Linked DNA regions of Homo sapiens: region 1 is linked to region 2. The links are chromatin loops, found by intact Hi-C in ENCODE. Cell type or tissue: endothelial cell of umbilical vein. All regions are shown on one strand. Links, peaks and the distances in the headings refer to the core of each region. The heading gives the core; the rest is flanking DNA.

The links. A loop is a pair of places that touch in the nucleus more often than their neighbours do. Peaks named below come from ENCODE experiments on the same cell type or tissue, not always from the same donor. Only the 100,000 strongest peaks of a DNase experiment are listed, where the experiment ranks them.
Region 1: it touches region 2 in a loop (11-fold over the local background); 3 of 110 quality-filtered maps call a loop at or near these places.

The regions. Positions count from the first base shown.
Region 1 is chr7:84,697,122-84,706,527 of GRCh38, reverse strand. No RefSeq gene overlaps it. Among named protein-coding and RNA genes, the nearest start is that of LINC03017, 170 kb to the right of the region's middle. RefSeq lists enhancers at 8,646-8,815, 9,067-9,236. In endothelial cell of umbilical vein, for the core only: no CTCF peak of the experiment used is centred there; DNase peaks (open chromatin) are centred at 4,487 and 4,867; H3K27ac peaks cover 3,884 bases.
Region 2 is chr7:84,634,293-84,643,698 of GRCh38, reverse strand. No RefSeq gene overlaps it. Among named protein-coding and RNA genes, the nearest start is that of LINC03017, 110 kb to the right of the region's middle. RefSeq lists enhancers at 5,227-6,000, 6,001-6,776. In endothelial cell of umbilical vein, for the core only: no CTCF peak of the experiment used is centred there; a DNase peak (open chromatin) is centred at 5,478; H3K27ac peaks cover 3,713 bases.

The DNA of each region.
Region 1 (9,406 bases), core at 620-8,619, 63 kb before region 2:
TGAGATACCATCTCACACCAGTCAGAATGGCAATCATTAAAAAGTCAGGAAACAACAGGTGCTGGAGAGGATGTGGAGAAATAGGAGCACTTGAAGTTTCTTTTTTGACTTCATTTTATAAAATAGTTCTCATATTTCCTCATCCTTTTGGCATCAGAAGACATAGGGAAAATGGCCAGGTAGGTTATAATTTAAGCCTATAAATTTAAAAACTTATTTATATTGCAGAAATATAGAAAGGTAGTTGGAGGTCTGAAATAAAACATTGAAAATGTAAGAGAAATAATTCATAAGAAATGATGAGCCGAATGTCTTATATGAGAAAAAGACATGTAGAAAATTTCATACATTTTTCATGAACTCACCAAGAGGACTTGATTGTGAAAATGCCATCCACACCATCAATTCTTCTTCACCTATATATAAAACATGATTGACTTTCATAAATTTAGTTTTCCCAATTATATTCTCAAGTTTCCTGTTTTTAATTTTTTTTTTTTTTTTTTTTTTTTTTTTGAGATAGGGTCTCACTCTCTCAGGCTGGAGTGCAGTGGCATGATCATGACTCACTACAGACTTGAACTCCTGGGCTCAAGTGATCCTGCCACCTCAGTCTCCTGGGTAGCTGGGATTACAGGTGTGAATCATCATGCTTGGGTAATTTTTAAATTTGTTTTTTATAGAAACAGGGTTTCACCATATTGGCCAGGCTGGTCTCAAACTCCTGGCGCCAAGTGATCCTCCCACTTTGGTCTCTCAAAATGTTGGAATTACAGGGATGAGACACCATGTTTCATTCAAGTTTTATTCTCCAAATATTTGTCATTTATCAATCTTTTGCCTCTCAGATCTAAACCCACCCTTCATTGCTTGCTCTATGAAAACACAGGTAATCCATTTAAACTTGTTTTTTTTTTTTTTTCACCAGCTATGCTCTGCTATGCTTTGTCAGTAGAGGATGCTTAAGAGAAATGGCAGGAGGAACGAGTTTTTCTTCCTGGTTCTGGGTTGTTTCATTGGATAGTTCTTGCATACAAGTTCCCAGCAACCAGCTCCTGTAGTGCAGATGGCTTCCCCAGTACTCAGCTCCTACAGAACATGGTGTCTGAAACCCCTCTAGTAGTCAGTAGCTTCGTACTGGAGCCTCCCCAGTATAGCACTTACTTATGAATGGCTTTTTCTGGCATGCTAAAAGGCAGCTCTCTAACAAGTTCTGCCAGTATGCCTGGTACCACAGCAATTTCTCTGTCCTTTAGTGATCACAGCAATGCCCTCTATAACAAAGTTCAGATCTCAGCCCTGACAGGGCAGGGTTCTCTTTTGCCCTGCCTTAAATACAAAAGTAATGCCTTCTCCTTTACAGCTGCTATTCCAGTATTCATTAGAGTTGTCTTTAACTCTTACTAATCTCTTCATTATTCATATATCCTGTTATAATAACTAATTCAGTATATTAGCTTTTTCCCATTCAAGTTACAGTGAGGTTTCTCTGTCTTAATTGGATCCTGATTTACACAGTGGCAGCGGTTGCCTAAAAGCCAGGCTAGTGTTGCATTTCATCTCTTTGATTTCTGCGCTAGCCAGAGAAGTGTTAATCTATTGTATTCATCTACTGACAGGTAGTGAGTTGAATAGTGTCTCCTTGAAAAGATATGTTCATGACCTCACTCCTAGAGTCTGTGAAGACCTTACTGGGGTCGGGGGTGGGGGGGTCTTTACAGATACAATTAACTTAGTGATATCAAATTAAATCATACTGGATTACCTGGGTGTTCCCTAAAACCAATGACAGCTATTCTTATGAGAATGAAGCAGAGGGAGATTAGACAGACAGAAAAGGAGGACACACGGGGAAGAAGGCTATGCTAAGACCAAGGCAGAGATCCGAGTCATGAAAAGCCAAGCCAAGGAGCACTTGGAGACACTAGAAGCTGGAAGAGGCAGGGAAGGATTCTCCTCTAATGCCTCTGGAGGGAGCATGGCCCTGCTGACAACATGATTTCAGACTTTTGGACAGATAATACCTTTCTGTTGTTTAAGACATTGTGTTTGTGGTAATTCGTTAAGCCAGGCCAAGGAAACTAACACAGACGAAACCAGAATCCCAATGAATTTGACAACATTAATGATATATTATCTAAATTCTAACTCAATACAGATAGATAACAAATGTATTTTCTTCTACCAATTGAAAATGAATTTCATGACTGCTGTTCTTTATTAAACATTCTATGTAATAATAACTAATAAATATGATAGCAATGGAATAAACTATGATAAAATTCATATTAAATATTAAAGCCAATCAAAAATGTAATGAATAATTATGATTGATGACAATGCCATTGATGATACTTATTACCTGTACTCAGTAACTGGTATGTTTTTAACCTTATATATTCCATATATAAGCTTCTTCAGAATTTTTTTTCTTTAAGTGCTATAGAATAATTTTAATTGGTAATCAAATAATACTGATACCACTAAAAATTTGAAAAGCCATAATGATAATAGTTACACTGCTGAACACTGTCTTTATAATTGTATATTTAATATTTAAACTCAAAAGGAAACCTAACAATATTAATGCATTTTATATTCATTTACCAAGAAAGGCAAGTGAAAAAATTTGAATTATTTGTAGATAATTCTCTTTCTAATAATTCCAATTTCATAGGCATTTCAGATCTAATTTCCATATTTTGTTCCTCAGAAAATTACAATATACTTAGAGCACAAAATTTATCATTTCAATAAGAAAGAAAGTTTATAATAAAGTTCTTAAGTGGGGTCCATATATTCTTGTATAAAATTGTAACAGCAAATAGAGTAGGAGCTAACCTCCTTCTAAGAATTAAAACATGGAGAAGAAAATTTACAAATTAGCCAAGTCTTAAGAACACATAACTGTGTTTTTATTGTACTTGTTATTTTCTATGTAAATAAAGAAGAGGTTTAAAACTAAAAATAATAATAATGAAGGTAGTATACTCTTAAATCCACCATGGAAATTAATACCTTTATTTCTTAATTATACCTACTTTGGGATCAGCCTAAATCCTTCCAGGTTTGAGATTTCTTATGAAGCGCAGTCTAATTTCAGCCTTCTGAAAGAATTCAGTGGGTTAGCTTTCAAGAACAAAAGGAAAAATAATTTATCTAATTATTGGAAATTCCAAGAAGAGAAAATGTCTTATGCCAAGCCTAAAATATTTATATTTTCTTGAATTAATTTATAGCTAGCAAACTCTGTCTTCCGAGTTCTCAAAAATAAATGTAGACTTAAAAATCTACTTAATTTTGTATGCTCTTTAAAACAACATTTTGATGAGTTAAATGTAAATGAATCAGAAACATATGGATAAACTCTCTTTAAAGTATTTATAGCTATAAATATATGCATAAAAGAGGAAACTAAATACTTTGCAAAATATAGTTTGGGCTTGCCACACAATCATTTGATAATTACTTGAGTTATTTATCATCAGTGAACAGGACTGCTTCCTCCTTCCAGAATTGCTTTGAATGTGGTGAAAATATTTTGTGGAAATTAGTAGAACCTATTAGAGGAAATCCTTAGTTCCCTCTGCCTAGATTGATAACATTTCAAATGAACCAACAATATTTAGCCATAAATAATTATCACACATATGGGAAATTAATTGTATTTTTTTATCTTAATTATCCACTTCAGTAATCATTAAAGTTATATATGATAATATTGCAGCAATAACATTTGGAATATAGAAAAGTATATCAACAAGATTGAGGGTAAATGTTGATATTTCTCTAAGAGGGGATAAAAATCATTATAATTTGGAGGAATGAAAACACATAATTGCTATTAAGCACTTTATACAATTGTATAAAGAGTCAAAAATTTACATTTTATTAGTCTACAGTATATTTATATTCTATTAAATAATTATTAATTTTTGTTTTTTTCAAATCTACCTACATTTGGATGTTTGAAGACCTTAGCACAGCATAATGTTACTAAGTGGTAGATACTTAGACATGTAAACCATTATTAATATTTGTTCATTGTAATGGTTAATTTTGGGTGTCAATTTGACTGAATTAAGGGATAAGCAGGTAGCTGGTGAAGCATTATTTATTCTCAATAATTGCATTAATTATTCTCCATGCCTCAGTAGGCACTGAACCTGTGCCTCTCTGTTGAAAAGGAAACCCAGGTGACTTGGCATTTGATTAAAATAATTAGGTTGCCCCAAGTATGTCTATGAGGGTGTTTCTGGAGGAAACTGGCACTTAAGCCTGGCTGAGTAGGATCCACCCTCAGTCTGGGCAGGCACTAAGCAATCAAGTCTGGATGAACAAAAGGGCAAATGAAGGGTGAGTTATTGCTCTGTTTCTTTTGAAGCTGGGACCCATTTCTTCTGCCCTCGGATATCAGATTTCCAGATTGTTTGGCTTTTGGACTCTGGGACTTTGACCAGCAGCCTCCATGCCCTAGGACTTGAGGACTTGGTCTGAGTCATGCTACTGGCTTCCCTGGTTCTCAGCTGTAAATGACGTGTTACGAGACTTAATCTCCGTAATCAAGTGAACTAGTTCCCTTAAGAATTTCCTTCTCATATATTTATTTTTCTCTCCCTACATGTATGTATATTATTGTTTCTGTCTTTCTAAAGAACCTTGACTAAAACATTAATGAAAGGTACATTTCTCTGCCTCACAGTTTTTACTTTTTGGTTCATACATTACAAAATCCTACCTTTAGATTTAATTAATATGGCTTTTTTTTTTTCAAATTTCTTGAACATATTTCATCACATATTAGTTAAAAGGAAGTTTTTATTTTGGGGGGGTATAATCTGCTTTATGAGCCATACAAATTAGCGTGTCATGAGTCATACTTTCCACCAAGCATTTCAAGTGTGAAGAGGCATCCAAATTCAACACAGAACTGTTGCCATGGTATACGTTTCCCGTCTTCTTCCTTGGTCTACATAGGATTCAACTACTCAGGCATTTTTAGGACATTAATTGAAGGGGATAACAATAATACCTCTATCAATCCTTAAACACTCGCTTTTGGCCGGGCACTGTGCTGTCTGCTTTATGTTTTTGTTTATGGTAATTACATTTTCTTATTTCTTATTTCATTAAACAATTCTAATATTTCCTTACACTGTAAAGATAGACTGACACAAAATCATAAACATTCCTGGATATAAATTTTAATCAAAATTCAAAGTGTTTCTTGTTCAGTGGTTTCTGTCTAAATTTTTGGATAATCACACTAGAGTTCAATATGTTTCCTATATAATCTGACAATAGTGCTTATGTCTCTGTCCTCACACAGCTGCACTGTGATTCAGACAACCTGAGTCACAGACCCTCTATGAAAATTATTGTTTATGAAATACAAAATTTAAAAAACAGTGATGAACAAATTATTGAATAAAAAAGGTGTGAATTCATAAACATCAAAGACACAATTGCTTTCAATTTAAGGCTTTGTTCAGAGTCATGTTTCAAGAAAGACATAGTTTCCAAAATATCCAGTTTTAGTTATGAATCATATAATCAAAAATGCATGATGTTGGTCAAAGCATATAAAGTTTCAATTATGCAGTATGAATAAATTCTGGAGATGTAATGTATAGCATGGTGACTATAGCTAATAGTAGTGTATTTTTTACTTGGGGATTTGCCGAGAGAGTAGGTCTAAAATGTTCTCAGCTAAAAAATTAAAAAGTAACTATGTGAGGTGATGGATATGTTAATTAGCTTGATTGTGGTATTCATTTCGCAATGTACACTTATATCAAAACATCACATTGTATACCTTAAATATTTACAATTTTGACTTGTCAGTCATACTTTAACAAAGCTGGAAAAATGTATGGTGCTCTACACCTCTACACTGTGATGAAAACATGTTTCAAAAATCAATAATTGTGCTTATTAACATATTGGAAAGTAATGGTTGATGATCGTCTATTTGCTCATCCTCCAGGTATAATTGAAAGTCAATAAATCCAGTAATCTCAAGGTCTTTTAAAATTCTGAGGTTTTTTTTTTAAGGCTTACACTGATTGAACAGTTATTGCATTTTTATATTCTATCTTCCAAATAAATGGGTGAATTGATTCTGTTTAGAAGATAATCCCTTTATCTTTTACTTCAATCACCTTAGAAAATGAAAGAAATAAGAAAACAAGGACTGCAAACTAACATCCTCTTGGTATTTTAAAATCAGAAAAGTATTATGTTGTACTACAAAGAAGGTACCCAATGATATACTGTATTCTTGAAAAATAATAAGACAGTGGATACTAAGTGTCCTCACCACAAAATGATAATTATGTAAGGTAATGCATATGTTAATTAGCTAGATTTAGCTATTCCACAATGCATATATACTTCAGAACATTATGCTCTACAAAATGAGTACAATTTTATCTGTCAATATAAATGAATAAATTTGAACATTCTAAAAAAAAGTTACACAATGACTAATGAAAATGAGGTAATATAATCTTCCATGTCGTTCCTATGCCATTAATTTTAGTTTTGTTTGTTTGTTTGTTTATTTTTTTAATAGACAGAGTGTTGCTCTGTTTCCCAGGCTGGAGTACAGTGGTATGATTAGTGGCTTTTTTACTTATTTTTTGTAGAGACTGAGTCTCACTTTCTTGTCCAGGCTGGTCTCCAACTCCTGGCCTCAAGTGATCCTTTCACCTCAGACTCCCAAAGTGCTGGGATTGCAGGCATGAGCCTCTGCACCCAGCCCCATCAATTTGAAGAATGTAGGATATGGCTCAGTAGTTGTGATTTAACTTGGGCAGATTTTGTGAAGATAGGAACTTTACAGGTAAAACTATATCTGTTTTCCTTCAGTGAATTGACTTTTTAAAGCCATCTATTATTCAGTAAATCAATACATAAGTAAATAAAAACTATTTATAGCTATACAAAATAGTTATGTTATTGAATCACATTGTTAATTATAGCAATAATTACCCATTCATCCAACAATTTTCAGAGCTGACCATATTTAATTCTTGAATGTAATCTTTCATCTCTGAGGTACATATAATTTTCACATTATTGTAAAAAATAAATTCTGGGAGAAGAAACAGCATGCTGCTTGTCAGGGCCAGGTCTCTTCTATTAAATAATAAATACATTATCTATTTTAAATGATTTATTTAGTAAATTTTATTTAGCTTTTTATTAGGAGTTTTAAAGTAATCTATAAAATAGGTTAAAATCTTAGAAAAATTTGCTTGATTTTGATTTTTTTCCTTTGGTTTAGTAATTAGTGAGTTTGCTTATAATATAAAAGGCTTTTCCTTATGTCATATGTAACCCTAGATAGCAAAGGTTCTGTGGTTTACCAGGGCAATTTTATGCAGTCTTTGTTGATTTTATTACATTCATTTTTTTTAAGAGAACAAATATTCCTCCTTCATTTATAAAATAGCTAATTTCTTTACAATCCTGATAACTTATGTGTTTATTTTAAACTATTTTATTTTCATTTACTTAAATACATAACAAGCATTGTTTTTCTGGCACTTGATATTTTATCTTTATTGAGTTTAAATACACTCTGAAAACTTCATTTTGCCTTCCAAAATTGGATCCTAAATTTTTTAAAAGTAAAATAAAATTTTAAATATATGTTTCATGCTTAAAACAGGAAAATCATAAAGTATTTTATTCTTTCATATTATAGAAAGAGACATAGTTGAAATAATTAGGGTGTTTGATATATTATCATTTTAAGGGTTTCCATGGAAGAGTTCCCAAATATGAAGACAGTCAGCCTGCTTTAGGTTAAGTTTACATAGGTAAAATATTATTAATAAATATTTTTGGCTTTAGGTCAAATGTATATAGGTAAAATATTGTTACTATGAATACTTTTGAAATTGTATGTTTTTTGAGAACTTTCTAGAGATATTTAAATGCCCATGCACTCCATCATGTGTATTTATCCACAGATAACACACTGATCAAAACTAAGTCCAAGATAGTCCGTTGTTTTCCTGTATTTATTAGAGTCCTGGCAGTGCTTTGTTAAATTATATTAGAAATAATAGTACAGTGTTATCAATCAAAATGTCAGTTATACAAAATATTTACTAACCACAACTCAACTTCTTCCATTTGAATTTTGCACCTTCTAGGTCACTGGGGATGTGCATCAGACTTACCCATGAAGTTTTATAAAAATACAGGTAGCTAGGCCTACTCTAGCCTTACTGAGTCTCTCTCTGATACTCTTGATATATTTAAAAGTTATGTTTCAGAATATTTCATATCTCAATATATAGTTTTTCCATCAAAGTTATACTCATCAATTTTAATACATCAGATATAAAATTCAATGAGGTCTTTGAAAATATACTTGATCATTATTCTTAGAGACACTTTGTCTAATTTTTTTTGGAATGGCTTTAGTATCTTTGTTGTGCATGCCACAGAAGAAAACAAATTTTCTTGTTGATTGCATTATTCTTATTATGATCGCTCATCAGGCATTCCATATTTTAAAATTAACAGTAATAAATTAGTATAGTCATTAAATTCTTGTTATCTACAGATGGTTTTAATTTAACTCTGATACTTGCCTGAAAGTTCTGTATATATGCTACACAACAGTTTGTGTCTCTCACAAAAAAAAAAAAAAATGACAGTGTCAGATCCTCATGGGAAGGGACTATAGTAGGTGATTTAAACTTTGGTACTATAAAAGTATGTGTTTAGGTATAAGCTTCAGTGGGTCTCCGTGGGTACAGGTTTCTGAGCTTGCAACACTTAGATGACTTTCACATTACGCCAGTGGACTGAGTCAGAATTTCAAGGCTCCTTTTTATCTAGAAGCAGACAGCTTTTATAAAAACAAACTATTGAACCAAGATGATTCAGAACAAGAATTAATTACATAGTATGAATTAACTCATAAATGGAATTTATTATAGTTAGTTCCTTGTAGCCATGTTGACTTTGATTTAGTGTTCTATTTTCTGGTTCTATGAAAAATAATTTTGTCTGCCTTATCACACTTTTATTAACAATTCAGAAGCTCTGTTTTTGTAAAATAAAACATTTTAAATAATATCAGATTCTCACTGATTCCCACACAATTCAGAAACTCTAAGTTTTGTTACTTTTCATGGCAATTAGGTTAATGAGAATCTATTCTCCTTTTAGTCAGGATGTTTTCTGAGCAAACTGATGAGTATAATGCCCATTTATTTAAAAGGGTCTGACTCTGATGTCACCAAGATAGTGGAATAGAATATACCAGCCTCATCCCCCTGCAAGCAAATACATACAGCAATTCACAAAACAGAATATCTCAAAGAGGGCTCAAAGGTCCGTAAGGAATCTGAAACAACACAATAGAGCAAGCATATTGATAAAA
Region 2 (9,406 bases), core at 648-8,647:
AAATGGTAGTGGCACTCAATCTTCCCTCAAACTGAAATCACAAGATTTTTTGATGTGAAAACATATGTCTCCTCAGTACAGCTAAAGGAATAGTTCTGTCCACATTAATGTACACCATCATACATGGTGCAGGATCAAAGTTTAGATACAAAAGTTTAGATACAAAAGGTAAATAATTGTTCTGGAGAAGATGCCGGTTGATAGGTAATGTCAAATATATGTGGTCTATATGCTCAGAAACAGATATTTTGGTATATGGTTGGAATCCATTCACAAGAAATTGCAAATGTTTTAGAGCCATCGAAATGCCCGAGGTTGAACTTACATTTAACAGTGAATCTCCAAAAGAAAAGGGTGGATAGTAAGGGCGATAATTTCTTTTCCCAGCTGAGTTCTGTATGTTTGAATGGCTAAACTATAACTGCAGTAAAGCGGCATAGCCTGTATATTCTGTAGAGCAACTACTGCTTTATAAACAGATGGTACCCACAAAATATGAAAAAGTAATCTGATCTGCTAATTATAAAAATTTGAACTGCTTAAGCATCTAATCTCTTCATAATTCTAAAATTAATATAAATATCTCATCAAATATAAAGATTATTTTTATAGTTACATAAAGGTAGTGTTGACTATTACCAGCTGTCTTATTGAGAACTCTGTAAAATTGCTAATAGTCTTACACATATCATATTTGTTCAATAGTTATTCTATTAACAGAAAATTCTGGCATTTTAAAAAGGCAAAATCAAAATTGCAATTTTGTTTGCATTTCCTTGTACCACTTTTTATTGAGTGGCTTTATTTCTGTTTAATGTTAATAACAGATGTGACTTTCACTTCTCCCATCATAGTGGGAATTTCCTTTCATGTGTCAGGTTGTTGTCAGGTTTTCATCACTGTTATCTCCTTCAGTATTCCCCGCAGATGGGTACTACCGACTGTATTCGCTGAAAAGCATTCAATCTGATTGTTTTAATATAGACAATTTTTTAACATTTTAATTTTAAAGTGAATTATGTTTTCAGATTTGCAGTATGCCTGCTGGGTGAGTTAAGGTGTATCAGGAAATTTTTGTGTTTCAGGATCCAGTGCTGTAAAATAGTCAGTGGTATTGATTTGTTCACTGGAAAATGTGATACATCTGTGTAAAATATTATTCAATTGATTTGTTATGTGAAAAGGTGCATCTCTCCATGAAAAACTCTTCCTTAGGGAAATGAAAGATTCCATGGTTGTGAGATATTTTCCTAGTAGTATCTTAAACACAACTTTAAGTGTGTGCATTCTCTTGTTCCCATTACATTCTGTGAATGTTTCTTAAATATTGTGATTATTAAAATATTTATTGTTTTGTTTAATAAGAAGAAAATAAGAAATTAAAACAAGATATGGTTTCAATTTTCAAGACAGTCATAAGAGAAGATGATAAAACGTGATGCAGATAGGAAATGATTATAAAAAGTGTAAATTGTTTTGTTTATTGGATTGATTCTAGGGCAATGTACAGTATGCCTCATTAAAACTCATTTAAAGTGATTGATAGAATTATATAGTGTTATGATGATATAGGTAAAATGGCTTAGCTATTAAGGGTAGAATCATATATTGAAGCCAGGATTAGAGTTGTATACTTGTCATAAACTGGGTATGGAGCTTCTTAGGAGACAAAACCAAGAAGGGAGTATAATAGGCATTAAAGTAAACGTTAAAAGAGGTAAAATAGTGATATAACACAAATACAAAATGAATATGTATTAGGGAATTTTTTTCAACTTATATTACAAGAGGATATTAGTAAGATATTAAAATTAGCTCAATGAGCTAAAGGTCATTTGAGAAATATATATATATATATTTATACACACACACATAAAAATAGAAATTGATATGATTAAATATAATTTAATATTGTAAGTCTCTTGTGTTAGAGACAAAACTGTTTAATAACCTATGGATATTAAACTTTTGATATTATCTGTGCTACCAGGCAGAAATAATTTAATTTCTACTGAACAAAAATTAGCAAATTTTACACAATATGCAATCTTTAATTTTGAACAAAGATTTGAACTAAATACATTTCCCTAGAAAAATCCCTTAGTGTCTTCAATACTACTTAGGATTGAAATAATATATGGATTATGATTGGACTTACTTTTCAGCTTTGTTAACTTTTTGTAATATAAGTTATAATAACTAACATTTATTGAGTCCTAACCATGTGTCTGGCACTTGATTAATTTATTTACAGATGTAGATTTACTTACTGTTAGTTTGTTATTTACAAGTGTTAATTTACTTACTCTTTAAAATTACCTTAATTATCTTATTATAATTATTCACCTTCAGATTTTTTTCTGATGAAGAAGTTGAGGCAGAGAAAGTTTCAATAACTTCTAAAATTACAGAGTAGTAAGTGTTAAAGCAGGGATTCAGGTGCAGACAGTCTGCTTTTAGAGCCAGGCCCCTTAATCCCTATGATTTACTGCCAACTGCACAAAAAGAATAGTTTTGTTCTTATTTTGTTTTGTTTTGTGTTTGTTTGTTTTAACCTATCGTGTAGGGGGAAAAGGACACAGTGGATGATAGTTGATAATCAATTTTCGCATCTTTCCATGTGGAATTATATATAACTGTTTTGCACAAGCAATACTTGGTGTAAAATACAGGTATACCACCCAAGTATAGTTTAATAAAATCAATCTTTAGGGGATGAAAACAATGTTGATTAAGCATACAGTTCTCCAAAGTCTTAGTTCAGAAATTGTAAACCCACATGCCTGTTAGAGGCCAGGCAGGTTAGATAATGGGTCTTATGGGCTAAGAGGATAGGAGAAAACTGTAGAAAACTGGAGGGCCATTCTCAGCTTAATCTTGGCATTGTCTTGTAGAAATGTGATTGTCAGGCAGCCGGATTTTGTTTTTCAGAGAAGCCTTAATTTTAATGTGAAATCTTCCACTTTTATGCACACACACATACATACATATACACATGGGAATGAAAAGAACTCATAAGAAAACTTTTCTTAGGCTTATGAATAGACTGCATATTCTTTATGCAAACTTCCACAAATGTTTTATCTTACAAATATGCTTTTGATAAGAATTTGGTATCCAAAATATGGGCTATATGCTTTAGTAAAAACTTAGAGAATAAATACTATGTTGCAGATCATTCTTGATCTGCTGGTAAAGTTGATAGATTCTTAAGTAAATTAAGGTATTAAAACAAAACTCAGATTAAAACAAAACAAAACAAGCAAAACAAAAAAGGCAGTCAAAGGAGCACTTTACAAGGTATTACCAAGATCTTCCTCCAAATAAAGATCAAGAATTTTATCAAAAATGAACAAATAAATAATAGAGACTTTTAAATCTTCTCACAGCATTTGGCTGAATTAATGATATTCTAATAATTGCAGAGAGCTTATTATTAATATCTCAACATGCATAAAATGCATTGCACACATAAAATGCCTAATGTTTAGCAAATCAACTTTTAATATAAATAAACTTCAACATGTACTACCAGATAGTAAGAACAAAAACAACAAAACGGCAAACTTCACCTGCCACATTGTATTGTTTAATATAAACCACGTTGAAAACTTATACCAATAAAAGTTAGTTGTAGTTAAGACTTTTCTTTTGGAGAATATACATTTACATATATCAACCAAATATACCAATATTCTTTAAAATCGTTTATTTATAAAATGGGGATAACAATACATATTTCATTGGATTTGTGAGAATTAAATGACATTTAATATGTAAAGTAAGAGAAGTAAGGGACATTTAGTAGGTACTAAATTAAGGTATACTATTTTCCTGCTCCACTGCTAACCACTCACTAGACCCCAACAAACATGCCTCATCAGATGTGGAATCAGAAGCAACATTTATTTTACAGTGATATGTCTCGTTTGTTCTTTTAATTTCTTATCTACTCTCTAACCCACTAGCTTACTTGATGTCTGATTTCTTTGAATTTGATTATTTGTGTGCTTTGATTTCTAGTACCTATAGACTCCTTTAATCCTCACTGCTCTTATTTCATCTTGAATCCAATTTCTCAATACAACCTTCATAAATATCAGGTAATAATAATGTTTCAATAAGTTAACAAGAAAGAATTTTTTTAAATACATGAACATATTAATGTATTGAGCACATTGCTAACTGAAACATGAGAGAAGATTGAAACACATATGTAGCACTCATTGCCTTCAAGAATCACAGTGTTAGGATATAAACCTGGAAATATTTTAGGGGAGACTATAAACTTTACCACTTTGAAGGTAGCTGTATTTAAAAACAAATATATGTACATAGATGAACAAAACTCAAGTAAATAGCAATAACGGTTGCATATGGTAAGATACTAAATATTAATAACATAGCACATATTATGATGTGACAGGAGTGCAAGAGAAGAAAGACTAAACCAGAGTAGAGCATGAGAAAGGGATTTGTGGATGAAAGTTTGACTTAAGACATAAAAGTAAATTTTTGACTATGAAGAAAAGGTGAAATGTACCAAGTGATAAAGAACACTGAACAACAAACCAAGATAAGAATAAATATGGTAACTGCACTAAAAGTGGGTGATAATTTTGACTGATGAATAGCATTCTTTTATTCATTGAGGCAGTTAACAAATATTTAATGCATGTGCACCATGTGAGACTTTTTTCTAAGGTCTAGATGCACATTAGGAAAAAGAAATAAACTTCCTTTCTATTATAAATGAAAAGTAAGAAAAGGCAATTAGTGAGAAATATTTGTGGATATACAACACTAAGGCTTTAAGTAAGCCTGTTTTTTTATTTTTTTTTCAAGCTCCTCTGCACATGCTGTTTGTTCCCTCTGTTTAGAATGCTAGCCTTCTTATCTTTACTGCCTACCTTGCTAGTTTATTGCTACCATTTTTAAAACCTCCCTATGATAAGCCTTCTGTGGCATCCCAAATTCAGTTAGATTCTCCTGTCTTTTCAACACTATTTGATTGTTCTTTCTTAAGACATTTCACATTTCTTATTTTACATAGTGTATGTGAATATTTTTATATTTTTCTCTTACTGAACTGTGGGTTTTGTGAGGGTGAGAACAATGTCTGCTTTGCTTCCTGATGCCTACTAATGTAAGATATCATTACATTAATCTTAATGCATTTTAAAAGCTCAGATGTTTTATAATGGGTAAAAAGTAGTTATCATAAGCTCTTTAATTAAAAACACTCAACTATTCTAGGCCCAGAAAATTATATTTTAGGCCAAAAGTAATTGTAATTATGTTAGTAAAACCACTCCTGATAATTTTTCAGAATTTATGATTAATGAGAAATAAGCAGAGAAGTAAATATCTTAATTTTCAAACAGAGGAAATGAGTAAAGCTCAAAACTACATAGCTCACCAAGGAATTTTTGACTGGTTTCTTAGCACATGACACAGTTAGGCTTAGGAATGTTGAGAATGCTGGCAGTCAGCATGAATTTACTAGAAGCTAGTCATGTCAAACAAGTGTCATTTCCTTTTTTTATTTTTAACTGTATTATTAGATTCCTAGATCAAATGATTGCTGAAGACATAGGCCATAGTAGTTGTCAAAAATGTCTCCTTGTACTTTATGAATAAGGGAAATAAATGCTTCTAGGTGATAGAAGAACTGAATGGTTAGATAATCTTAAGAATATATATGAGTGGATTCCAAACTAAATGAAATGAAAGAAGTTCTTTAAGAAAACAGATATAACTCCTGTAATTCTAGCCACAAGAGAGCCCTTTGTTCCTCTCAGGTCCTGAGACTAACATAGAAAGCCATCTAGAAACCATGCAGTGGTGTTGCTCCAGGAATGTGGGGGTCACACCGTGTCTCACATACTTCAAGCCCTAAGCAGATACAGCAAGGTACCATTTTGAGAGCCCAGTCCTCACCAGACTGCATCCAGTCCTGGGGGCCCAGCCCAGCCCTGGAGCCCCACTGATATCCCACACACACATACAGCCTGGAGGCACTGCTGGCTGCTGCAAACAGGCCCAAGATGTGAGCCATTGGCAATGACCTTCCTACCCCCAGGAGCAGAGCCACAGTGCACTGCTGTTGCCCCTCACCCCTACTCGAGTATTCTACTGAGGTCCTAGAGATCACCCTGTTCCTACCTACTACAGCCAACACCCCCACACACCACTAAAGGACCAGAGAACAGGCCTGCTTGGCCCAGCTCCATACTTCATCCTAGTGGCCAAACATGTCATCCAAGGACTTGGGGATCCCCTGCTTTATCCACCACCATTGGCACCAGAGCTCTCCTTCTGGAGGCATGAAGATAGGCCCACTTAACCTGCCACTATCATCACAGCTGGCACCCACCCACCCATTCCATGAGTGGGCATGGGGATTGGCCCATCCAGCTGATTGAGCCACTGTCAAGACCAAAGCAGACCACTTGGGGAGCCAGAGGATTGTTTTGCCACTGCTACTTCCATCATCCACGTCATGCTGAAGTCCAGGGACCCAAGAGCCCACCCACCTGGATGGCCTAGTGCTGCCACTGCTGGCACCCAAGAAAGCCACCTGGAGGCCCAGGAATCTGTCTTCCTGAACATGCCAACCATGGTGCCAGCATATGCCACTTTGGGGCCCAAGGACAAAAATGCTTGTCCTGCTGTTGCCCCCACTGCGGCCCGAGGACTGGCTTACCAGACATGCATGTCCCCATCAAAACTGTACTGTAGCATCCACTAACAAATGCAGCCTAAGCCACTGAAGAAATCACAGACACTAATGACACTGTTTACAACTGAAGAAATCATACGAAGTCTACACTACTACATGCATCTAGAATCAAAGCTAAAGTGGCCTACCCAAACAACATCATAAGTACACCTTCAGGAAAAAGTCCACTAAATGAAAGCAAATTCAAAAAACTGGAAGAAGTGACTGTTATATCAGATGGAAGCATATCATTGTAAATACATAAGAAACATGAAAAACCAAGAAAATATATGACACCTTCAAAGGAAGACAATAATTCTCCAACAATAGATTCCAATGAAAAAAAAATTATAAATCCCAGATAAAAAATTCAAAATAGAGATATTAAATAAGCTCAGAAAGCTCTGAAAAACAATACAAAGGAACCAGAAAAAACTATCCAGGATATGAGTGAGTAATTTACCAAAGATATAGATATCATTAAAAAAGAACCAAACAAAAATTCTGAGACTGAATAATTCATTGAATAAATAAAAAATACATTCAAATGTTTAAACAATAGACTAGATCAAGCAGAAGAAGGAATTTCCAAAGTTGAAGGCAAGTCATATGAAATAATACAGTCAGACAAAAAAAAAATTAAAAAAAAAAAATGAACAAAGCTTTTGTGACATATGGGACACCATAAAGTAATCATGTATGCAAATTTTGGGGGACCAGGTGTGGTGGCTCATGCTTGTAATCCCAGCACTTTGGGAGGCCAAGGCAGGCAGATCACCTGAGGTCAGGAGTTTGAGACCGGCCTGGCCAATGTGGTGAAACTACACAAAATACAAAACTAGCTTGGGCATGGTTGTGCACACCTGTTATCCCAGATACTCAGGAGACTGAGGCAGGAGAATCACTTGAACCCAGGAGGCAAAGGTTGCTGTGAACCGAGATCACACCACTGTACTCCAGCCTGTGTGACAGAATGATGCTCCATTAAAAAAAAAAGGGCATCCAAGAAGGTCATAAGAAAATGAAATGATAAAAAACCTATTTAACAAAATAATAGCTGAAACCTTTTCAAGTCTAGCAAAAGATTTAGACTTCCACAGAAAAGAAGCTCAATGATCCTTAAACAGATATAATGCAAAAATATCTTCTTCATGGCACATTATAGTTAAGCTATCAAAATCAAAGACAAGGACAGATTTCTGAAAATAGCAAGAAAAAAGTGTCTAATCACTTATAAGGCAACCCCCGTCAGACTAACACCAGATTTCTCAGCAGAAAACTTAGAGGTCAGGAGAAAATTGAATGATACATTTAACGTGCTAGGAAAAAAAATTGTTAGTCAGAGATGCTGTACCCAGAAATATTATGCTCATAAAGGAAGAGAAGTTAAGTCTCCCACAGACAAGCAAAAGCTGAGGGAATTCATCACACCTAGACTAGCCCCCAAAAAATTCTTAAGGACATTCTACATTTATAAGTGTAAAAAACAATATCTACCATTATAAAAAGACACAAAAATATAATATGCACTGGTAAAGCAAATACACAAATGAGAAACAAAGTATGCAAATGTTATCTCTACCAAAAATTACCAAATCACAATGGTAAACAATAAGAAAGATAGGAACGAAGGATATACAAAAAAATCAGTAATCAGTTAACAAAATGACAGGCATAAGCCTCACATATCAGTAATAATCTCAAATGTAAACAAATTAAATTTTCCACTTAAAAGATACAGTCCAGCTGGTGGATTTTTTTAAAGTCCCAAATATATGCTGCCTACAAGAAAATCATCTCCCCTAAAAAGATGCATATGGACTGAAAATAATAATACCTAAGAATAAATTTAACCAATGATGTAAAATACCTCTACCAAAAATAATAATAATAATACAAAACTCTGATGAAAGACACTGAAGAGAAAACAAACAAATGGAAAAACATTCCATGTTTATGACTCAGATGAATTAACATAGTTACAATGACCATACTACCCAAAGCAATCTATACATTCAGTGCAGTCTATAGATTTAGTACAATCTCTATCAAAATATCAATGTCATTTTTCACAAAAATAGAAAAAATAATCTTAAAATTCACATAAAATCCAAAAAGAGCCCAAATAGCCAAAGCAGTCCTAGGCATAAAGAACAAATCTGAAGCCATCACACTAACTGACCTCAAAATATATTACAAGGTTATAGTAACCAAAATGGCATGGTATTGCTATAAAAACAGACACAGGGACCAATAGAACAGAATAGAAAACTCAGACATAAATCCATGTATTTACACCAACTGCTTTTTGACAAAAGTGCCAAGAACATGCATCAGGGAATGACCTCTTCAATAAATGATGCTGGGGAAATTGGATATTCATATGCAGAAGAATGAAACTGGATGCCTATCACTAAGCAAATAAAAAACCTATTTCAATATGGATTAAAGGCTTAAATAAAATACCTGTAACTATAAAAATATTAGAAAAAAATGTAGGGGAACACTTCAGTATATTTGCCTAAGCTAACACATCAAAAGCATAGACAACAAAGACAAAAATATAAAAATGTGACTATATTAAACTTAAAAGCTTTTGTGCAGCAAAGAAAACAATCAACAGAGTGAAGAGATGACTCGCAGAATGGCAGAAAATATTTTCAAACTATCTGACATGGAACTAAT